Regions from separate parts of the Mus musculus genome. Here all the other regions are linked to region 2. A link is a loop called in an ENCODE intact Hi-C map of the cell type or tissue named here. Cell type or tissue: left cerebral cortex. All regions are shown on one strand.

Region 1 (8,000 bases), 470 kb after region 2:
GTTCCAGAACAGCCAGGGCTATACAGAGAAACCCTGTCTCGAAAAACCAAAAAAGAAAAAAAGAAAAGAAAAAGAAGTCTTGTGTCTTAGGGTTTTACTGCTTTGAACAGACACCATGTCCATGGCAACTCTTATAAGGATAACATTTAATTGGGGCTAGCTTATAGATTCAGAGGTTCAGTCCATTATCATCAAGGTGGGAGCCTGGCAGCATCCAGGCAGACATGGTGCAGGAGGAGCTGAGAGTTCTACATCCTCATCTGAAGGCTGCTAGCAGAAGACTGGCTTCCAGGTAGCTAGGATGAGGGTCTTAAAGCCCATGCCCACAGTGACACACCTACTCCAACAAGGCCACACCTTCCAACAGTGTCACTCCCTGGCCCAAGCATATACAAACCATCACACCTTGCTTCCCTGGAACCCTGGGAATTTCTTCTCCTTGGATGAAGCCCCCACCCCCACACTTCTGCCCTTTGGGGCACAGGAGCCATTGTGGCCTCCGTGTAACATGCCTGTTAACATTGGCTTGCAGTTGCATCTGGGCACAAGGGGAGAGAAGGGATTTTACTGAATCTGTTTTCCATGAACCTGTTATTAACTACTCCAGACCCCAGCACAAACCAGCCACCAGGGCAAGCCCATGCAAAGCAGCTTTGGATGTTAATGGTAAGGTATCTCTCTCCCACCGGAACTGTCCCCGGTCAATCATGATTCGATGAAATGGTCAATAGAATTCCCTTACCATGCTTTTCATGTTGAAAAAAAAAAAATGGGCTGGGTTTCAGTGGGATATCGCCATGGAGAAGTCCTGGCCTCTGAGCAGGAGGGGGAAAGGATACCGTGGAATCTAAGATGATTTTGGTTGCTGATGTCAGAAATCACAACAAAGAGACACAGTCTGTAAGTGAAAGTGAAGGCGTGGGTGATGTGCCAGCAGGTATCAGTTACATATAGAATCTTGGCTGAGGCGGGACCCCGTGTCCACTTACCTCTCAGTGCTGGGACGCCATCCGACTTGAACCTGTACACAAGCTGCTACAATCTCTGTGAGTTCTTACGTACATCTACCCTGCTGTGTCTGGAAGGCTGTTTCCTCAGAGCCACCAACTACCTCTGGCCTTTGTTATCTTTCTGCCTCTTCTTCCACATAAACCTCTGAACTGTAGGGGAAGGGACTGATGCAGACATTCTATTTAGGACTGAGCGCCTCAAAGTCTCTCACTCTACACACTGCCCAGTTGTGGGTCCCTGTGTTGATTCCCACCTACAGCAAGAAGAGGCTTCTCTGGTGAGGGTGGAGAGAGGCTCTGATCTGTGAGCATGCGAGTATGTCATCAGGAGTCATGTTATCGCTCTTTCTTTGGCAGAATGATAGCAATATGTTTTCTCTTATGCACATGCCCCGTATAGTCTTGGGTTCTTGGCCGCTTTAACAGTGTCAGGTATGGGCCTTACATCCAATCAAAACGTGATTGGTTGCTCACACAAAATTTGTTTCACTATTCCACCACTCTATGTCGCAAGCCGGGTAACAAAGATTATTATGTTTCTCCTCAGTGTCATGCAGACACCATCACAGTATGAATGCTAAGTAGGGTGAAGCTGCTAGTAAGACACCAGCTTGGCCTTTCCATGTCCAATGATGTAAGGAAATGCTCTCTTCAGCACTGGAGTCTAACCATCAGGTTGTAGAGAGCACCCAATAGCCTTGGTAATAGCTTGTAACGTTTAGGGAAGCATCTATGGGACCCCCTTTGGCCAATGAGTCAACAAGATGTAACCAGTTCCTGGCACCCACCGGAGGTTTTGCTTGGTGGCAATGCAATGACCAATAGAGCCAGCTCATTCAGCTACTCAGGGTGGTGTGGCCCTGGCTGTCAGGCACTGAGAGGCATGCGGTGAACATTCAGTAAAATGCCCCCATTTAAATGTAGAGTCTAGTGGGTGTGGGCGAATAGAAACACGCATGGACACATGCATAGAACATGGCTGTCACTTGTGCTGTGCTTCCTAGTCAAACCGGAGACCACATCCAAGCACGGGAGACTCGGGTGATCTGCAACTCCCTTCCTGAAGGCCAAGGCAGAGCGTGTTTCTCTCTGCTTGTGTCCTTTGTCCCCACTGTTGCTGGGTCTTCCCTCCCAGCAGGTGTGACTGTATCTCCCTTATCTTCCAGCAGCAGCTGGCTCCCCTACAGGACAAGAGCGTGAGCAAGCGTGGGGTTATACCGTCTTCTCTCCTTAGTAACACAGGGCCCACAGATCCAGTCTCTTACGTTACCTGACCTGACTTCAGCCGCAGGTTTTGTGTAACTGCAGGTAAAGGCAATTCCAAGTATAAGAGGTGAATTGGGAAGGAGAAGGTTTAAAGACTGGGCTGCAGGCCCACAGATCTCCACAGAGGGAATGTGATGGGAAATTCTAGGCCTTGGGGGTTCCTTATTGACCAAGTACTTGGGACATGTCCAATAAGCCTCTTATCCTGTGTGTAGTTACGACACACAACCTAGAGTGTCTAAGACAGTGTAGCTTTAAAAGCTGTATATCTCGGCCGAGCGCATGGCTCAGTTGGTAAAGGGCTCGCCTCGAAAACCCAGGGAACCTGAGTTCATCCCCCAGAGGGTACATTTCAAAAACCCAGGGCTGGTGATTCACACCTGCAATCCCAGCACCAGAGAGGCAAAGACAAGTGTATCTCTGGGGTTTGCTGGCCAGCCCAGCTAGCCCTACTTGGTGAGTTCCAGCCCAGAGAGAATCTCCATTTCAAAGAACCAAGAGGGATGTCTCCTGAAGAGCAAACCCCGAGGTTGTCCTTGAACCTCCACACACCAGTACATTCCACACACATGCAATCTTTCTCTCCCTCTTCTGCTTCCTCCCCTCCCCCTCCTCCTTTCCCTCTGGGTTCCCCTAGATTCTCATCCCATTGTTTCTGTCCCACTAGAGAACCCTGATGTGGAAGGAAGTACTTTCCTTTGCTAGTGTCTGAGGAGGGGGTAGCAGCTTCTACTTGAGACACGGTTCACCTCTGCCTAAACTGAGCGCAAACACTGGAGACCGTCCTTGCTTGGAGTTTTAAAATCCTGCTCATTGCAGACACACAGCTGAGCTACACGTGAGAGCTCCCCTCCCCGCACACGTGCTGCGAATGACTCATTCTCTTCCCCTCCATCCCACATCTTCCCAAGCCCTGTCCTTCAGCCTTTTGCTTCTAAGGGTGATTGTGACTGATTCTCCACCCAAGCCCTTGAGCGCCCTGATCTGTGAAGTCATGTGTATTTAGCGCCACCTAGTGGACATGAAGCATAAAGCCCAATACAAAAACGTTTGCGACTTTGAGTCTGGGTGAGGAGAATCCAACATTACCGTCACGTGTAGTTAGCGCCACCTCGTGGACAGGAAGCATAAAGCCCAATACAAAAGCGGGTTTCCATAGTTGGAAACTTTTGAGTCTGGGTGAAGAGAAACCAGCATTACCAAGTTCGTGGGCTTGAATTACGCTTGTATCCCGTATGTAGCTGCAAACTCCAGAGACAGACCCGGATGGTGAGCTCGGTCTCAGTGAAGCACACCTGGGTGCCTCCACCAGCCTGAGTCTCTCCCACTCTGTGTCTGGCTATAAACGAGCTGGACCCACACCAGGAGGGTGCCTTTATCAGAGGCCTCAGTACATCAAGAGCCCAGATGGTTTGGAGACTTGAACTAACAATCAATATGTTTGAATTACACCGTGGCTAAGCCCAAAACTAGTCAGTGCCTAGCTGTTCCTCCACAGGCTCCTGTGTTTGAACCCTCGGAAGGCAGTGGAGCCTTCTGGACATGGGCACAACAGGCAGATATAGGCCACTGGGTTGGGTGGGTTTCAAGGGCTTTAGCTTTTCTTTGTGTATTAGAGTTTTCTAGAGTCACATAACTTAGGGAATGTCTCTCTATATTGAAGGAATTTGTTTTGATGACTTACCGACTATAGTCCAACTACCCCAACAATGGTCAGCTGTGAATGGAAGTCTAAGGATCTAGTCCACGAAGCCAGTTGTTTCAGCTGGTCTTCTGTAGAAGGAGATTCCAAAGGATGTGCTGGCAAGTAAGTGCAAGCAGGCAAGGAAGAGCGAGTCTTCCTTCTTCAATGTCCTCGTGTAGGTCTCCAGCAGAAGCTGTGGCCCAGATTAAAGGTGTGTACCACCATGCCTGGATCTGGGACTTGCTTTGTCCCAGGCTGACTTTGAACTCGGAGAGCTCCTTGCTTTAGTCTCCTGGGATTAAAGGCGTGCACTGCCTTGCCTGGGCCTAAGCTTTTCATAGCCGCTGTGCCTCAAGATCTCCATGCCAAGATCCAGGTCAGAAACTTATGTCTTCCAGCCTCAAGATCTAGATCACAGGTGTGCCCTCCAATTCTAGGTTGTCATTCATTCCAGATTTAGTCAAGGTGACAACCAGGAATAACCATTATACTCTGCTTCCCTCTGCTGTCATGATGCTCAGCTTCTCCAAGCTCCCTCTGCTGCTAGTTGGTCCACAGTGCCCTCCATACCTTCCTTGACCCCAAACAGGACCACCCCCCCTTGGGTGCTTCAGCCAGTGCTTGCTCACAGTGACAGACAGGACTGAATAGCTGCACCCTCTAATCTCAGGGTCGGAAACATTTAGAGCAGGCGCCACTGTGTAACCTCCATTCCTCCCCGGGTCCATAGCCTGCCCTGCAGAACTCAGGCTTGGCAACATCAGCTCTGTCATGAGCCGGTTTCTAGGAAATGTCTCTCTCTAAAAGAATGCATACTCTAAACTAAAAGCCTGAAATTCTTCACAGCGGATGCCAACCCCGTGTCAGGTTTTCAGGGTGGCGTGCAGAGGCCTCCAGGGGCCAGAGTCCACACTGCTTTCTTTGAGCTGCCCCTGGACGCACTTATCAACAGTAACACTTACTGAAAACCAACCAATAACCAGCAGACTTCTCCTCCCCTGTGGTTTGGAGGTTGATAGGCAAGGCAGGATTCAAGTGCAATTTACCTAATCGCCCTAAGGCTCAGCTTATCAGCAAGGTGGAAATCATCCAGTTATGGACAATCCTCAGCTATACAGATGTCTCTGGGTGGCTAGGTTTTCAGTACTGGAGGCCTCTGACTCACACTTGTGGGTTTTTTACTGAGAAGATTGATGGGGTGGGGGTGACTAGAGGAGGGTATAAATCTGTTTTTTTTTTTTTAATTTGTTTGTTATATATGTGCACTGTAGCTATCTTCAGACACACCAGAAGAGGGCATCAGATCCCATTACAGATGGTTGTGAGCCACCATGTGGTTGTTGGGAATTGAACTCAGGACCTCTGGAAGATCAGTCAGTGCTCTTAACCGCTGAGCCATCTCTCCAGCCTTAAGTCTGGGGTTTTATCTAAGCCATTTAGGGCCAGGTGAAAATAAAAGCGGGTGAGCCCCTGTTTGGAAGTGGATTAGCTACTGTCTGGTGCTATGCTAAGGCATCATGACTAAAAGCAACTTGGGAGGAGAAAGAGTTTGCTTGGACCGTTACACTGCCCAAGCACAGTCTATCATGGATGGAAGTCAGGGCAGGGACTCAGCAGGAACCTGGAGGCAGGAACTGAAGCAGCGACCACCGAGGGGTCCTACCTACTAGCTCTCCAGGGCTTGCTCAGGGGTGGCACTGCCTTTCATGGCCTAGGTCCTCCCACATCAGGAAAGTGTCCCCACAGACTTGCCTACTGGCCGGTCTAATAGAGAGATTTTTCTCTTTCCTTTACATTGAGGTTCCTCTTCTAGATGGCTCTAGCTTGTGCCAAGCTGACATAATACTGAGCAGCCAGGAAATGAGTAAGAGGTTCAAGGTAGTGGCCGTGGAGAACTAGATGGGAACACATGCGGGAGGCACCCCATGTAACTAGATTTAAACTTTTTGATTTATTCTTATATTTGAGTGTGTATATCATAGGTGTGTGTGTATGAGTGTGTGTGTGTGTGTGTGTGTGTGTGTGTGTGTGTGCATGCACACATGCATTTGGACACACGTGTATGCATGTGGAACCAGAGGCCACCCTTAGGTGTTAATCCTCAGGGGTCATCCGCCGTGTTTTTGGCACCAGGTCTCCCTTAGTCCCGGGGCTTGCTGGTTCCGCTAGACAGGCTGTCCAGTGAGTCCCAGATCCCCACCTCTCTGTGGGACCACGAGGGAACAGCACAAGGACTTTCTGTTTTGCAAGGGTCCTGGAGGTGGGACTCAGGTCTCCACATCAGCACAGCAAGCCTCACCCCTGCATGCTCTCCTCGCTGAATACAGAGCAAACCACTGTGACCATTTAGGAGGACATCAAAGCCACTAAGCCAACAGACAAGCTTTAAAAAAAGGTTTATTAAAAAACTAGACAACATATGTAAACATTTTTGTCAGCCACAGGCTTCTGATCATAGCGTGTCCGGACCCCAGATGTTAGTCTGCTGTGAGAGGAAAAAGCAGAGTATGGGTCAGTAGGAACCAGATTAAATGATCTATTGGGTCACCAAGGTCCACAGAAAATGAAAGTCCAGGTCCTGCTAGGTGTGTAGCATGCACCGAAAATCTGGGATGTCAGTGAAAACCCCAGCAGCAGTGAGTCGGATTGGCTCCTTATGTTTTAGCATGGCTTCCTTTCTAAATTCATCACAGTGGAGCAAAATGAAGAGAAGGGAGGCTGGAACACAGAGCTAGAGAGGACGTGACACATAGACAGGTCTGATTTCACCATCTCCGTCATACACACACTCTGAGGAAGGCTGGGGCAGAAGCAAAGCTGAGCACACCATCTGTTTCAGTATTTTCCTTCCGTGCACTGGGTATTTGGGGGCACGTCTTTTACTTTTAGCGTCTCGTGAAGAGAAGAGGCCAAATGGTCTACCCAATGTGACAAATGTCGAGCCAACTGCGCCCCTGTTAGACCATTTAATAAACACTGAGGTGAAGCAAAGTCGGAGAGTGGAAACAACACAGGAAGTCTGGTGAAAACCTAAAGTTTTGCTCTGAGCACCTGAAACCTGCGTAGAGCAGGCAGCGAGATCTTCCCCGAAGGTCACCTGCTGACAAGCCTGTATGGGACTCAGATCTGTCATCGCACCTATTTAATCCCCTTTAAATTCCTGCTATTATCGGTAAGTCGAGATACAATGTTAAATAAGACGTAAGGGCTACGGATAATTTAGCTTCCTACTGTGTCAGAATTTAAGTATTTACTATCTGCCTCTCAAATAACTATGTTCTGGTGACAGACAGAAGGGGATCACAGTACTCAAGAAACCCAGACAAGGGCACTGAGCTCCTGAAGAGTCAGTCGCCCAGCCCCGATGATGCACCGCTCTCTCTGTGAAGTTACGCAGGTGACTCGTGAATAGCTTTAAGTTGTTTCCAATCACATCTGCTCCCCAAAGTCACTTCCAGAAGTCATCTGTGTCTTCCCGCCATGCCTGCTCACCCTCACAGATGCACATGTTGACTCGGAGTTCAGTGGAGCATGAAAAGCTGACTGGAAACCTGTCCTGCCATCTCCTGCACAGCAGTGTTGTTAGCGTTGGCAAAACTGCAGGCTCAGGGAGACTTAAAACCACACAACATGCATGTCCACAGCACACGGGTTCTTCGCACATAACCAGCCATGGGTCTTTTAATTTTTAAAGACTACAAGAGCATGAAGGAATTTCCCACCTCTGGCTACTAATGATGAGCCGTTTCTTCAGGGAAACCTACAGAGTGGCCTTGTGCAGGGTGCCAAATATGAATGCCTGGTCTCAGTGATGCTCGGCAGTTACTGCTAAAAAAAACCTTGCCCTGTTTTCTTCCTGTCTCCCCCCTCTTCTGCTTTCTGTCCTCTGTGATGTGAAGACAGCCCACTCAGCCCTTCCCACTGTTGCACTGATCCCTCCAAAACCATGAGCCGAGTAACTAGTGCCTCCCTTTAAGTTGTTCTAGGGCATTTTGGTTACATGAGACAACAATATAATATATTCGATCAAACTTTCAAAA
Region 2 (8,000 bases):
GTGACACAGCAGTATGGCATTAATTTCCATTATTCTAATATTTAATGATAAGGAGGCTCCTTTTGCCCACTTTTTAAATGGGATCAGTTATCTTATCAAGAATCATGAGGTATTTTTTTGTTTTTTAATTCTGGATTCAAGTTCTTAAAGAAATATGTGACTTGTGAGTATTATCTCCATATTTGTGAGCGCATCCTTAGGCATTTTCTTAATCATCTTTGAATAGACCCAGTTTTCCCTTCCCAATCTACATAGTTATTTCTTCTTTGTCTTACTGAAGTAGGTAGCAACCCAGGTATTGTCTGATCACTGAGGACATTTGAACAAATGTTAACCCATTGATTAGTTAACTTCATCCAACTTCATTGTGTAGTTTTTGTATTAAAGTGCTAACTGCCAGAAGCACGCAGAATAACCTATCTTAGTTTTTATTTATTTTATGTGCAACTATATTTGCCTAATATGCAGCTCTTATTCCAAAGGGGGAAAGGAAAATAAACAATGTATTTTTATAATAAACTTTTTATATAATGATTTTATGCTTTTTCTTAGAATAGATCCCTCACTTTAATTAAGGCAGTCCTTCATAGTTTGGATGATGAGATCTTTTGCTATTCCAACAATTTAGTAACTCTTGTTTACAGAGAACAAGTGCTGATACACACTGTGACTCAAGCTGCTTTTGTCCTGGAATCATTTCTGCAAGTCCAGAGGAGTAAATTCCACTTGTGTGAAAGTCCAGAAAGAGCCTAGGAATTTTCAGTCGACTGTGAAGACTGGAATCCTCCTGCTTCAAATTTTTCCTTGAATTTTAAGTAGTCTCTTCTTTTGTCAAAATATTTTATCTATGGAGATAAAAAGGCCTGACATTAGAGCAAGTTACACAGCTTAGGGAATCAAAAGCACAGATTTAAACGTAGCATGTTACTCATTATCAATGATACTGAAGCAGGATGGTAGTTTGTATTCTGGAATCCTGAGTCAGGAGTCTAGTCAGCTTCTAAGAAGCCTGAAGAACCAGGAGTCTATCCTTCATGACTAGTGTTTCTGTTTAGTGTCCAAACGACCTGGGAACTTATGAAACAGTTTTATGCACACTGGGGCCTAGTAGGTCAGGAAACTTTCAGTTTTACAGATGATTGCTGGCTATAGGTTCAGTGTGTCGAATAAGTTATTGCCCCTGGCATTTTTCTCAACTCTGTTTTATCTAGAAGCACACACATCTGGGGAGGCAGACAAATGACTAACTAGTCACATTATGAAGATTTGGGGTTTTTATTCACAGCTTCCTCTCTCTTCATGGGGTGTGATACTGACCCAGCACCTGTAGACAGGACAAATGCAGGACACCCCCTCCCCCCCAACATGTGCACTGTGAGACTAGAAAATGCTGCTCTTGTTAAAAGCCTTCAGTGTATGCCCTAATGGACCCCCCCCCCCCCCCGCCTTGTTCACTGAGAAATCGTGTTCTCTTGCATAACAGGCAGATTTGAATGGCGCACCCTCTGGCCCAGAGTATCAAAGGTAGCCCTGACTGCCAACCCAGGTGTAGGTTTCAAACAGTTTCTGAACACGATGTTCAATCTTTAACTTCATGGGAAACAGGACCCCAGTTCAGAGTGGGTAAGGAACTGTTTGTATACAGCTCCACTAAGCCTGTCACAACACTGCTTCCTCTGAAGCCTCATCCCTCCCCTTAAGTCCCTTTGGTTTGATGGCCTCTGTCCCTCTGTTGTATTTGACATGGTATTCATAAATCTGTTCAGTCTGTCTGTCAATCTTGAACTAACTGCACTAGAATGGGTGTTGCATAAAGGATATAAGATTAAAAAGCATATGATATCCCTCACATTTTGTGGCAAATTATTGTAACATCTGTCAGGATCAATGCCCCAAGAGACAATTACATTTAAAGGTAATTTAGGCATTCCATCCCAACTTAAATGGGGTGGGACAAGCCATACCTTCTACAGGACTGATTGATCAGAACGGGAGTGACTACGGAGAGGTTTGATTGCTGCCAGGTCTGTCTTTAGCTCTCTCTACTCTTAAGCTCTCTTAATCCCTTGCCCTCTTCTGTGACTGACATAACACCCTGGTGACAGGTGAAACCTTCTGTAATGTTTTAACAGACCACTGGCTTCCACCAACCAGAAGGCTTCCTTTGCTGTAACAAACTTACCTTTTGTTTCCACCGTTTGTTCTGTTCCATAAGACTGCATAAAACTTCTGCCAAATGGTATCTGGGGAAAACCTCATACTCTGTTCCTGAGCCAGTCACTCATATTTGGCTACAAAACAGACTAGCCCTTGAAGCGAGAGCAGTATTTTGGTGTTGACAACAGCTTGTCCAGAACTCAGCACCTCTTAGGGTGTTTCTCCTCCCGAACCTGTGGGTGCACCAGCCACCCTGAGCTGTGGTTCTCTTGTCCCTGCATAGCACATGCCCACATCTTTCTCATAGGACCGCTGTAGAGCAGAGTACACGTACACTTCAGGATCTTAGTTCGAATCCTCCACTACAGAGGCTGCTTCATCCTGGAGAAATGTTTCTCCTCTGATGCATGACTCCCGCGGCATAAATCTGGATGCAAGACCTCCCAAGGCTGAATTTAAAATCCCAGCGAATGAATCCAAGTGTCTCTCTCAGAACACATTCCCATGATCCTCCATCTCCTCCCCACCCTCTCATGCACGAGTGTCTTTGGACACACCTCTCAGTCTTTATAGGAGTCGACAGAGGCTGGGACAAGGCGAAGAGAGGGAAGAACTAATACTGAGTGAGCCAGACTGCTTAATATGACCAGGCTCTAGGGGAGGAGCTGTGAGAAAGGCTATGGACGCCTGCAGAAGTCACAGCGCTGTACCACCAGGTCCCTTCTCCAGAGTCTGGTAGCGCTGTCATTTTCTCCAGTAATACCAACTAACTGGTGACTTCCAACGCGTGACCTTGCTCCTCAAAACCCACCCTAAGGTGAGGGTGCGCGCAGGGATGTGTTGCACCCCGCGGGACTTACCCACTGCTGGGGGCAGCTGGCCTCGAACGAGCTCCTCAGCTTCTGGCACCGGGCCGCGTCCTCCGCGTTGTCGTCCAGGCAGCGCCAGTACAGGTCGCGCGCACCCCAGCATGCCTGCCTTTCCTTCATGGAAGGGGCTGCCATTCCTGCCTGCAGTGGTCACGCGGGAAGCCACGCAACATGCGACCGGGGCTCAGCCTACGTGGGAGAGCGGTGTGGACTGTGGTTCCCGCACGGCGGTGTCGCCCCGCAGGTCCACCGACTGCACAGGGAAACTCACTGCGAAAGTACCCGCCGCCGATTGACCTGCCCCGGCCTCCGTTTGCAAATAGAAGGGCGGGACTTCCGGCCGAGTCCGTTTCTCCGGCGGATAATTTCCGGCACCAGGGGCGTGGCCTATGGGCGGAAACTAATATCTGATTGGTACCGCCCTCTGTAGCTGCGGCTGCCCTGATTGGCTGAAGAGGGACCCGGAATTGGCGGAGGCGGCCGAGCCGGCACCAAGCTCCGTTCTCAGAGTGTGGTGAGAAGGGGATAGCTCGCCGGAGAGCGCCGACTCTGGGTGAGGGTGAAGCTGAGGTTGGCCATGCTAGAGGTTCCCTGTGCCTTTTATCAATGTCAGGTTATAAAAAGGTATCCGGGCGTGGTGGCACACGCCTTTAATCCCAGCACTTGCGGGGCAGAGGCAGGCAGATTTCTGAGTTCGAGGCCAGCCTGGTCTACAAAGTGAGTTCCAGGACAGCCAGGGCTACACAGAGAAACCCTGTCTCGTATATTTATCTCATTTTATCGATATGGCTGCAATTATGACTGTGCATAATGGTACATCAAGAGCAGACATGAATGAAATGGGAAATAAAAGCAGTGATGTTCGCAGCCAGCCACAGCTGTCTGTATATCTCTTCCCGACCGTCATAATCAAGAATTCATTGGAAACTGAAATAACAGTAGCAATTTCAGTAGTGAAGTTTAGCTCTGTAGATGACAAGAAAGTGAGGCTCTTATAAACAAATGAAGTTTAGCAAAGTGTACAGTTTCTAGAGAGATGGTGCTAGTAGAAATTTAAATTTGCACTGAAAATCCTTCTACAGACAAATTCCAGATAGTTCCTCCAGGAGGTTCCTCTCGACTTTTACTAATTAAATTCTACCTGTATTCTTGCTACTGTTAACTTGTACTAGTTACAGAACCTCCCCAACTCTGAAATAACAAACTCCTTGGAACTCATTGATTTATAAGAGAGAGGAAGAGGAGGGAGAGGGATAAAATGGTGTGATAATGCTTTATATGTCTCACTTAACTAAGAGGGTTTGCTGTAGAAGGATTAATGTACATGATTATGGGAGCCATCCAAGACTTTGTTGAAGGTGTTAGACATTATGCATTGTATGTTCCCCAGTGTCTTGCCAATATATTAAAAAAAAAAAAAAGTCCTATTCAAAACTCTGGTGGACCTGTATGAGAAAATATGATTTAGGGGTTGAAAATTAATTTTTAAAAATTTATTATTTTGTATGCATGGGGGTACTACATGCATGCAGCCTTGAAAAGGTTTTTTTTTAGCCCCACTCATCTACACAAACCCAAACAGCATCATGAAATGGACAGAAAAGACAAGTTGCAGTGCAGGCATTCACTATACCTACAAACCGTAAGACATAGAAACCCTTTCCTTCTCTAAAGGTGCACAAGACAGATGCAACACTGCTGAGAAAATGAGCAGTCTATGCAGATACTGAATCCTCATTGGTTACCACAGCAGTATATGCAAATACTGACGTCCTCATTGGTTAGCACAGCAATCTATGGAGATACTGACAGACATCCTCACTGGTAACCACAGCAATATATGCAGATGCTGACTTCCTCATTGGTAATCATAGCAATATATGCAGATACTGATATTCTCACTGGTAACCACAGTAATATATGCAGATATTGACAGACATCTTCACTGGTAACCACAGCAATATATGCAGATACTCACGATATTCTCACTGGTAACCACAGCAATAAATGCAGATACTCATATCCACTACAGTATTAAGGATAAATACATAAATAGTAAAACCATAAAGGGCAGCAAAGATTATCACAACTGTCTCTAGGGCTAGGAGAGATTTGATCAGGAAGGGCACACAGAGACTGAATGTGAAGCCTTTGGGTTCTGCTCCTAGACCTGGGCGTTTGCTTTCTAAGCACTTTTTTAGCCATGCACATGTTTTGTTTATGTTTTTCTGCATGAATGTGTGTGCCCAGGTTTTAATAGAATAAGTAATTGGCCCAAGAGAGTTGATCATTGTTGTAATTGATCTACAGAAAGATAATAGCAGCCATTATAGAGAGCTTGATTACTAAATTTTAATGTGTTTACCATCTTATATGTTCTTTCTGGCCAAAAGTCAGCCCAGGAGAGTCCTGGCCAAAAGTATAGGCCCAAGAAGGGTTATCATTGTTGGGGCTGATCTACAAGAAGATAATTATGACCACCATATAAAATATGATTATTGACTTTAATGTGTTTACTATATCTGTTCTTGGGCAGTGTTTAGTGCTATATACCACTCATGCAGCCACAGTTCTTCCTTGTCTGTGATGAGACTGAGGCAGAGAGGAGACATACTGCCAAAATGAGTGTACTGTAGTCGGGTTCCTGACTTATCCCCTCAGGAGATTCAACCACCAAAAAGGAATCTAGAGGTTTGAATGGACAACAGCAAAGTCCACGTGCACATTATCAAAATATTGCAGACAACAGGGCCAGTAAAAGAATGTAAGTGCCACAAGAAGGTGGCAGGTGTGCGGTCGCCCAGCCCGGGTGTAAAATGGAGAGCCAGTGAAGAGAGGTCAGGGACAAGGGTGGAAGGCAGGCGGTGCTGGCAGCTCCAGCCACAAGAAATTGTGCGAGTCACCCAGTCTGAACCGAGTGGATCCCCAAACTCCTGGTGGCAGGGCAGGACAGACTCCGTTGTAGGGTGTTGTTTTTCTGTTGCTGCCCACAGACTTTTATTTATACTCTGCTTTTCAAAGCAGTTATCAGAGACACCTACTCAGGAACACAAATGGGGCCGATTCCTTTGACTTCAGTGTTGCTACACACCCTTCTGAACACCAGGTCCATCTGTCCTGGTGTTCTCCTCCTGTTAACTAGAGATGTGCTGCAAGGTTTCGCCTCCCCTCCCCTCTCCTCCTCTATCCTCCCCTCTCCTCCCCTCCTTCTCTTTGTTTCCTCCCCCCCCCCCCCCCAGCCCTTATTTTCCTTGTCGAGTTGATCTAACCTCACAGCTTCAGTTACTATTTCTGTCAGAAAAGCAAGACCAGGTTTGGGCCTTAAAATAAATATTCCTTTTTCAGGTCCCCAGTGGACAGCTCCACTAATTTGTTTTTGAAACGTCTGCACTGGGTCTGTCTATTCATCTCCTGTCTTTCATCTATCATTTACCCCCTATTATTAAATCATCCATTGACTCTCTCTATCCCTATTATTTGTGCGTATCTAGCATCTGTTGTTGCTCTGTTTCTACTTTTGTCTCTGTGTATCTAGCCGGCTATTAATTATGCAAGCATGTACATTTTATTATGTGTATGTTTTTACCCATTCATTCATCCAGTCATATGCATAGCTTGCCTTGTGCTGTTTACTCAAATTCACAGATGTTGCCAGCCTGACATTATCTGTTGCTACTGAAAGCAGCCGATTACAGCATACCACCTGACTGTGGGCTCTACTACTACTTTTCTGATTTATTTCTAGCACTTGTTGCTATGGTTTGGATATGGTGTGAATGTGCTTAGAGGGCTTAGGTTCATGTATTGAATGATCGATCTCTTGTACAGTGGTGTTAAGAAGTGGTGTGATATTTAAGATGTGGGGCCTGGTGGAATGCTGTTGGGGGTGTGGCCAAGTCAAGGACCACAGAGCCTCCCACCCATGAAGGAATGTCAAAGTGTGTTCCCTCCTGATCTATGTGCGAGTGTGGACAGTGTGTGCAAGAAATGTCCACCATAGCTCCACACCCAGTGTTATTAGACGCGTTCTCACGACCGGCCAGGAAGAACACCACAGACCAGAATCTTCTGCGGCAAAGCTTTATTCTTACATCTTCAGGAAAAGAGAGCAAGAAGCAAGAGAGAGAGAAAACGAAAACCCCGTCCCTCTTAAGGAGCATTCTCCTTCGCCTCGGACGTGTCCCTCCTTGATTGGCTGCAGCCCATCGGCCGAGTTGACGTCACGGGGAAGGCAGAGCACAAGTAGTCATAAGATACCCTTGGCACATGCGCAGATTATTTGTTTACCACTTAGAACACAGGATGTCAGCGCCATCTTGTAACGGCGAATGTGGGGGCGGCTCCCAACATCTCCCCCTTTTTCTTTTAATAAGAGCAAATAGGCCACCCATATTAATGAGAGTGGAGATAGAGGTCAAATCCCCAGTGTGTAGGTAAAGGAGCCATGTACAGGATTAGCTCTTAGGCTTACAGGCTTTTACCCAGAGCAACCCTGACCTGCTCCCGTGTCGTTTTGCCTGGGGGAAGGGAACTAGGACACTGAACCTTCATGAAAGATGACATGTCTCCCTAGAATAGGCTCATATATGCCGCAGAGCCTTTCCATTGCAGTGCTTAGCCTTGCAACTCTCTCGGGCTGCTGAAGCACACTCACTCTACCCCGTGCAATGAGTCTAGCCTCATGGGATATAAGAGCTGAGTGGCCAGCGACCTATTGCCTAAGCATAGATAACCATATATCAGGGGGAGCTCCATGTTCTAGTCCTGCAAGCGCCTGGGCAATAACCACCTTGTCTCTCCTAGTTTAGGCCTTAAGCTTACAGACCAATCAAAGAAGCAACACTAATCCACAGCAAAGTGTATCTCCAAATAATATTAATCCCACCCATTTTTTAAAGAAAGAAAATGCTGAGGAGATCCAATTGGGTAATCTTTTGGTCAGGGACAGGTCCAAGCGCGTGGAGTTGACCTGAA
Region 3 (8,000 bases), 520 kb before region 2:
ATGTGATGCTTAAATTAGTATCACTCAGAATGAAACAGCTGTCCCAGAAAGTTTAAAGACAGCATCTAATAAATGATGTTAATTAAACTGCAGTCTTTAAAGTTGAATGACATGACAACATGGTGCTGCATTCCCTAAGTTCCAGACACATCTTACCAAGCTGGGGCTGGATCCAGGATGAAGTGGGGGAAGCAGGAAGCCAAGGCTGATTCAGGCAGGCAGAGTCCAGTAGGCAAGAGGGTAGGATAAGTTTTCACTCTTTTAGTTGTAAAAGTTCTGTCTTTGGGAAATGCCATGTAGAAAACCTAATGAGGTCTTTAAAACATAGCTCTAGGGGCTGGAGAGATGGCTCAGCAGTTAAGAATACTGACTGCTCTTCCAAAGGTCCTGAGTTCAAATCTCAGCAACCACATAGTAGCTCGCAACCATCCGTAATGAGATCTGATGCCCTCTTCTGTTGTTTGTTTGTTTGAGACAGGGTTTCTCTGTATAGCCTTGGCTGTCCTGGAACTCACTTTGCAGACCAGGCTGACCTTGAACTCAGAAATCCGCCTGCCTCTGCCCCCCAAGTGCTGGGATTAAAGGCGTGCGCCACCATGCCTGGCTGATGCTCTCTTCTGGAATGTCTGGATACAACTACAGTGTACTTACACATAAATAAATCTTAAACAAAAAACAAACAAACCCCATAGCTCTAGAGGCTGGAGAGTTGGTTTCTTGGTTAAGAGCATGCACTGCTCTTCAGAGTACCTAAGTTCAATTCCTAGTACCCACGTCAAGCAGTTCACAACTGTCTGTAACTTGAGCTCCTAGGTCCAACTCCTCTAGTCTCCCCAGACTTTGTGCACTTTTTCACTAACATAACCTACACACACATATATACAAGTAAAAAATAAAAGTGTGGGGCTGGAGAGATGGCTCAGTGGTTAAGAGCACTGACTGTTCTTCTAGAGGTCCTGAGTTCAATTCCCAGCAACCACATGGTGGCTCACAACCATCTGTCCGATGCACTCTTCTGCTGTGTGTCTGAAGTCAGCTACCGTGTACTCACATTAAATAAATATTAAAAAATAAATAAAAGTGTGTAGCTTTTACAGCAGAGAAAGCTCTATTTCCTGTATCCAAGACTGGATAATTTATGGTTGGTTTTCCTTACAGTATTTAGAACCTTTTCAGTTAAATTTCAGCAATTTTACCTGATCACTCTGGAGCATTTTTGCATAAACTATATAAAGATGTAACATTAGATTGTGCGTGCATATATAATCTATGTACAACTTACAGCTCCTGTGAGTGAGCAGGTTATATACATGCATAGATGTAACTTTATTTAATATGTGTATGATGTGAATGTGGAGGCCAGAAGAAAACTCTGGAGTTTTCTCCTTCCAAAGCATGGACTCACTCAGCCATCTCACTGGCCCTAGATACTTTGGAATTCGGTACTGTGTAACTGTTGAAATTCCTCCTTTAGAATGTGTGTGCTACTATGATTGTGTAAATCATTAAAAAATGTATTTTGTAGGAAATTTTCTAAAGATGCTTAGTGTAATTTCTTGGTACGTTCTATCTGATAAAATACTTAATAGCCACAAGACTATGTATATAAGTGGTCAAGAGTGGATAGAAGTTGGCTTTGTTATAAAAGTGCTGGCTAAGTACTGATTAGTCATGAGTATGAAACATTTTTTTCTTGTAAACTTTTTTTCTCCCTTAACATAGCTTCAAAAAATCCTTAAAGGGGCTAGAGAGATGGCTCAGCAGTTAAGAGCACTGGCTATTCTTCCAGAGGTGCTGAGTTCAATTCCCAGCGACCACACGGTGGCTCACGACCATCTGTAATGCTATCTAATGCTCTTTTCTGGTACGAAGGTGTACATGCAGGTAGAGCACTCATATGCATAAATGAAAAAAAAAAGCATTCTTACAATGAGAGGTGCAGGAAAGGCTTGCATCGGCTACCTCTTATCACTGTACCCAATTCTCAGAGACTGCAGCATAGCTTGTCACTGTCCCAGGTTTCGATGTTTCCTCAGTGAAGGGAGCAGTTGCTGTACCAGACTGCCTTTCCTTCAAAAGCCAGCCACAAGTGTGGTGGGTGGGTTCGAGCATTAGTAACGAGCTGGTTGGGAATCTTGATGGGGGTTGTGGAGGAGGGAGAGAACGACAAGACTGCAGTTTAATGACGGCACAAATCAGGGCCACCCATAGACTTTTTTTTTTTTTTTTTTTGCCCTTCTGCATTCCTTACAGGTTAAATTTTTTTGAACGAATTAACCCATTTTTCTTCTCCGCACCAGGGCTACATCATAAAATTATTTTGCAGTCAATCATTGTGTCTAATCTCAGTCACAACGCAATTTACAAAGCAAATACTGCCAGATCAGGCGGCTCAGGTCTTCCTTTAAAACCACAGCTCAGAGGATGAGGCAAAAGGATTGCAGGTTCGAGGCCAGGGCAGACTACACAGCAAGTTCCAGACCCTACTATGCTACAAGGGGAGAGCCCGTCTCAAAAACCTAAAAAGCAAACGCATGCACTTCAAGTCACAGGCTTCCTGAAGGACACAGTGAGATGAGATGCTGTTCTCAGCCGGCTCCCACCTTCGTCTTTCATTAGCAAGGACAGTGGATTAGAGGCTTCTGACTCAGCACGCCACAAACACGTGCTGCCCCTGACCCCCTGGTCACGGGATGACGCACAAATCCTTCTGCAGTGCACGCCCCGCCCCCAGCTTGGCGTCTCAGCCGCGCAGACTGGGTCCATCTGCGCGTGCGCACCAGGCGTTCCCGCGCAGGCACCGCCGCGGACAGCCCGCCGCGGACCTTCCCCCGGGGTCCTCGCGCGCCGGAAGTCCTCGCGCTCGGCCTTTTCCGTCTGGACTGGAGGCAGGCGGCTGCGAGCGGCCGGCGTGCTCCGATCGGTCGGAGCTAACCGCTGCCAGGCGGGCTGCCGCGGCCCGGCGTACGCCCCAGTCGAGCGAAGATGGTGGGCCGGAACAGCGCCATCGCCGCGGGCGTGTGCGGTGCCCTCTTCATCGGGTACTGCATCTACTTCGACCGCAAAAGGCGGAGTGACCCCAACTTCAAGAACAGGCTTCGAGAACGTGAGTGGGCCCCGCGCGCCCCCGAGTGCTCCCCGGCGTCGCGCTCTTGCGGCCAGGGTCCCGCCTGTGCCCGCGGGCCTCCATCTTGGAGGCGACCTGGCTCCATCTTGCTGGCGGTGGAATGCATGCTGATTCGGGGGAGGGGTAGCACTTTTTTGCCTTTCCCCAGCTCTGTAATTCTGGGGGATGGGGGGTGGGAGACAGGTCTTTAGCTCAGGTTAAGGTGGTTATCCTCCAGTTTCAAGGTCTCACCACGCCCAGCTCCATTCCCCCCCACTCAACTTGTGTTGAAGACAGGGTCCTCCTGTGTAGCTCAGGCTGTAACCCGCGCTAGCCTCGACCTCGTGGCAGCCAGCACCACCACCACCTCCCCAGCCCCCCGCTTCAACCTAGTGCTGTGATAACAGGCACGAGCCTTTCTCTATAACAGTCACCGTTGAAAACAATCATTCTTTATGTGTGTTTACGACAGGGGACTGCTGCAGTTGGTAGGTCGGCTTCGAACTCTTGGTGCCTCTCATTGCTAGCTTTTCAGACGGGTGCCTACCCCGAAGGCGGTGGTGCTCTATTCAGCAAACCCGTCGACGGTGCTGCCCCAGCACTAGCACAGTGGGGTGTCGTCCTTGCATTCTTAAACCCTCTTGGCAGCTTTGCTCTGGTGCTTCCAAGATATGAGTGAATGCTAGACAAAGTGCGGGGGAGTCCAAAGGGCTGCGCTCCTCACGTGGCTCAGTCTTATTTCATACCTGCGACATCTTCAAAGAGTTTTACCGGAGGGAAATCTTGGCACGCCTTGGGAAGTCATGGACATGTGATCCACCCATGAATTTACAGAGACTCTTTATTTTTCAATATATAGTCTGAAAGCACATTTGTTGGAATAATCTGGCCTTTTTTGTTTCGCTTTCTTGGGGGCTGCAGTCAGTCAGTTACTCCATTCTCTCGAATTTCTAAATGAGTTTTTTAATTTTTCGTAGTTATATATGGTCGGAGACTAATGAATTAGACGTACATCCTTTAATACTCATTATAGGACTTCCAGGACTTTTTGAGCCCGTAGGCCCCAAGTAGCCTCATCGTTTTCTTCACGTGGGGAGATAAGGAGAGTGTGTTTTTGTCCGATGGCTAGGTAGAGTAATGCGAAGAATGCATCTTGGATTTATAGACTGCGTTTTGGGGACCAGATTGCGTACTGACCAGCAGCATTCACTAAAAATCTCCTTAACTGTAAAGTACGGTGGTACAAGCTGCCTCTTGTTGGTTAGGTGGGATAAGTACTTGACCTACGGAAGGCTCCATAAATGCGGACTGTTAAGTGTGACTTTTGGGTCCACAAGTCTACTCAGTGTCTTGGGGCTGTGGGTCTACACATTGGGAGACAGCTAAGCAGGCTGATTGATTCCTTTGGAAAGCCTTGGTGGAAATCTTGAGAAAGTGGTTTTGGTTGAAGAAATAAGTTGTTTCAGGAAAATTATGGTTGTTTAAAACTTTTGAAGCCGGGCGTGTTGGTGCACGCCTTTAATCTCAGCACTCGGGAGGCAGAGGCAGGCAGATTTCTGAGTTTGAGGCCAGCCTGGGCTACAAATTGAGTTCCAGGACAGACAGGGCTACCCTGTCTCCAAAACAAAAACTTTTGAGGCAAGCTCACTCTGCAGACCTGTCTAGCCTGGAACTCAGAGATAAACCTGCTTCAGCCTCCCAAATGGTAGGATTAAAGGCGCGGCAATAACGCCCTGCAAGGGTGTTCTTTTCAAAATCATCTTTGCAGTATTAACTTTTTTGCCCTTCCCGTGATTGAATCCATGGCCTTCTGCAGCCTAGGCCTTCCGCCTCTGCTCCTCCCTGTGGCTTTCTGTGCTAGACTGCTTGTTTTCTCCGCTTGCCTTTAGTCAGAACCAGTTGATTTCAGTGACTTACTGACTGCAGCAGTGACAAGAAGGCAGAGGGAAGCCACACTTCAGAAGTCCTTGGTACTGTTGCTGATCGGTAATTAGTGAATGCTACAAGGTTGGTTTGTTTTGGCAAATTTTTGCTACCAAGTAGCAGTAAATTCACAAGTCTCTAAACTATGTAGTTGGGTGATTCTTAAGAATTTGAATAATATGAATTTAATTTTTTTGATGTACATGTACATCTGCAATGAAAGGATGGTGTTCTAAGTCGGTTTGCCTTTTAATGAAAAGGGACTTAAATTTAGGATTTGAAATTAGATGTCTTTTTTTTTTTTTTAAAGATTTATTTATTATATGTAAGTACACTGTAGCTGTCTTCAGACACTCCAGAAGAGGGAGTCAGATCTCGTTACGGATGGTTGTGAGCCACCATGTGGTTGCTGGGATTTGAACTCTGGACCTTCAGAAGAGCAGTCGGGTGCTCTTACCCACTGAGCCATCTCACCAGCCCGAAATTAGATGTCTTAATTCAGATTGACTTCATTACCCCCACCCCACCTCCGTTGGTGTTAAGGCTTGATCTGAGGTTTCTAAATACTGTTCCCACCCTAGGTGCGCCTCATTTATACTGCACACTGTGAAGGATACTTCACTTAGGAATTCACTAAATATGTGATTTGTTTTAAATAATGGCTTGCTTGGATTTGGAGTGGTTCTGAATTTAGGCTTTGCATGCTTTTGTTTTGAGACACCATCTCTAATCCTGGCTGTTCTTGAACTCAGAGATTCCCCTTGTCCTGTGCTGAGATTAAAGGCATTCACCTGGCTTACAGTTTGGCTTTGTTTTTTGTTTAATGAATATAGTTGTTTAAACTTGGTAGATTTACAAGTGTCTCAGGCTTATATCAACACATAACTATCCTTGCTAATTGAATGTGTGACTCTTTCAGCCTGTTTACCATTGTGACTTTATTACAGAGGTAGTCTTATGAAACTGAAGGCAGAACTCTAGTCATCCTGTTAAAAATGAAACACATTAAGGATCTTATCTTTATCTTCTATGTCCATGTCCTGCATTGGGTAGATGGTTGTGGAAATAAAGTTCATTGCCTTTTTATTATTTTCTCAAAATTCTGGTTTAGCATATTGTATTTTTCATTCCTTATTACCCAGTTTTGCTTTGTGAGGTGGTTTTCATCCGCATGCTGTGTCTTTGGTGATACAGGTAAAGGAAGACAAGGTGGTCTGGAGTCAAGCGCTTGAGTAACTGCTCATCACTTACGTTTTAGGTCTTAGCCAACAGGTCCTTCAGTTCCAGTTGACTCAGATTCATAGACTACTTTAAGGTTTTCAGAGATGTTTTGCTTGGTTGATGGCTTTTGCTTTTCTTGGCAAGACTGATCTTGGAGAGTTAAGTTCTCTTGCTTACAATTTGCCTATCTAGTGCATAGAGAAAATGCCTGTCACTTGTACCACCTGGCTGTTGTCTAGGTCATTGTATTGAGTAATTGTTACTCTCTAGGTATTGGGTATTTAACGATAGGATGCCAGAATGGCAGGATATGAGCCTAGGTTCTCGTACCACATGTTTTACATCTGTTAATTCCAAGGCTGCTGGAAGCCTCATAATTACAGATACTAGATGAGTTACTGGATGAGTTTTATTGAGTACCAGGTTCACTCTGGTGTAAGTGTAAGGCACTGAATATAAACCTGGCAGTGATCCCCATAAGCTAACAATTCTTTCTTAGGGCATACTGTTGCAGAGCACCGAAGCCATTGTTAACTAACCAGCCCGTAGTTAACAATTTCGGGATGGGGCTCAACCTCTTGCCCTTCTCTTTTGGTCAAATGTGTAAATACTGTTGGGACTAGTAGCCTGCCTGTAACCCTGCACTTGGGAGCTGAAGCTGTAGGAGCCTCAGTGTTGTAAGCCTGAGTGTGTCACAGAGCTTGTCAATCAAATGTCTTACTTTTACTGAACCATTTGGCTTAAGAAGGGATAGATTGCCGGGCAGTGGTGGCGCACGCCTTTAATCCCAGCACTTGGGAGGCAGAGGCAGGCGGATTTCTGAGGCCAGCCTGGTCTACAAAGTGAGTTACAGGACAGCCAGGGCTACAGAGAAACCCTGTCTCGAAAAACCAAAAAAAAAGGGGGGGGATAGTTTTTTTGTTTTGTTTTGTTTTTTTTTAATAGTAAAGCTGGAATCTGTATATTTCAGTAATAATGGCTTAATTATTTTATTTAGAAAGGGGGCTTTGTTCTGCTGCTGCACAGCTGTTGGGACAGTCTCTGTCTTCTGAATTGTTGGACCTGGGGATGCAGAAGAAAAGAGAAAGATCCTACCTAGAAACACCAGTTCACTCGCCAGGGAGGCAGGGATTCTGGAGGCAGGAACGTTTTGTAGAATTAATGATGGTTGCAGCAATTAGATGTCTTGATCCTTAATGATGATAGCCAAGTTTTTAATTTATTTTTCTTGTAGGAAGAAAGAAACAGAAGCTTGCTAAGGAGAGAGCTGGGCTTTCCAAGGTAATGAAAATAGTCTTGTGTTTTTGCGTGTAGATTGCATGCTCTCTAAGCCTCCTGTGTTTTCCTTTGGTGGTGGTAAGAGCAAATATGTTAATTGGGTAAGCAGCAAGATGAGAGTCTCCAGAGATGGACATGAAGAGTTAAAGTTCTCGGCTACTTAAAAATGGTTTTAAAAAATACAGCATTTGATTGGATTTTCCTTTCTTCCTTCCGACAGTAACCTTTAATCCTAGTTTGAGAAGCTCTGTTAGAGGCAGCCTGGGCAGCACAGTAGCAAAAGAACCACGTGTGTTAGTCCCACAGATCTTTAAGGTTTTTACACCTATGGATCAGAATTATATCAGGTTCTGACATTTAAAAAAACAAATTGTAATTTGTAGAATATAAATTTTCATTTTTTTCTTTTCATAGGTCCTTAGTTTACAATTTTTAATGACTGTAGGTTTTTATCTACTTAATTAAAAATATT

The links. Hi-C counts contacts between places; a loop is a spot of excess contacts. Peaks named below come from ENCODE experiments on the same cell type or tissue, not always from the same donor. Only the 100,000 strongest peaks of a DNase experiment are listed, where the experiment ranks them.
Region 1: a loop joins it to region 2, with 2.4 times the contacts of the local background. A loop is called at or near these places in 2 of 42 quality-filtered maps.
Region 3: it touches region 2 in a loop (3-fold over the local background); 5 of 42 quality-filtered maps call a loop at or near these places.

Annotation. Positions count from the first base shown.
Region 1 is chr8:125,945,780-125,953,779 of GRCm38, reverse strand. It overlaps Map3k21 (mitogen-activated protein kinase kinase kinase 21), which reads right to left. Exons shown (of 10, transcript NM_145608.2): 10 at 6,341-8,000. Among named protein-coding and RNA genes, the nearest start is that of Gm31069, 7.2 kb to the left of the region's middle. In left cerebral cortex, a CTCF peak has its summit at 3,338 (motif pointing left); DNase peaks (open chromatin) are centred at 3,307 and 6,700.
Region 2 is chr8:126,417,848-126,425,847 of GRCm38, reverse strand. It overlaps Coa6 (cytochrome c oxidase assembly factor 6), which reads right to left and starts at 3,347. Exons shown (of 2, transcript NM_174987.4): 1 at 3,018-3,347; 2 at 413-845. The coding sequence starts at 3,161. The coding sequence ends at 750. Gm51604 (a long non-coding RNA gene) reads left to right here and starts at 3,478. Exons shown (of 2, transcript XR_003947620.1): 1 at 3,478-3,579. It also overlaps a transcript of Tarbp1 not described here. In left cerebral cortex, CTCF peaks have their summits at 3,447 and 4,143; DNase peaks (open chromatin) are centred at 2,706 and 3,407; H3K4me3 peaks cover 2,076 bases; H3K27ac peaks cover 1,471 bases.
Region 3 is chr8:126,940,710-126,948,709 of GRCm38, reverse strand. Tomm20 (translocase of outer mitochondrial membrane 20) reads left to right here and starts at 2,789. Exons shown (of 5, transcript NM_024214.2): 1 at 2,789-3,106; 2 at 7,485-7,531. The coding sequence starts at 2,986. It overlaps Rbm34 (RNA binding motif protein 34), which reads left to right. Exons shown (of 11, transcript NM_172762.3): 11 at 1-1,538. LOC115486982 (a long non-coding RNA gene) reads left to right here and starts at 3,113. Exons shown (of 2, transcript XR_003947623.1): 1 at 3,113-5,113; 2 at 7,248-7,326. It overlaps LOC115487043 (a small nucleolar RNA gene), which reads left to right and starts at 3,730; the gene lies at 3,730-3,863. In left cerebral cortex, a CTCF peak has its summit at 3,051; DNase peaks (open chromatin) are centred at 2,086, 2,734 and 3,782; H3K4me3 peaks cover 2,805 bases; H3K27ac peaks cover 2,183 bases.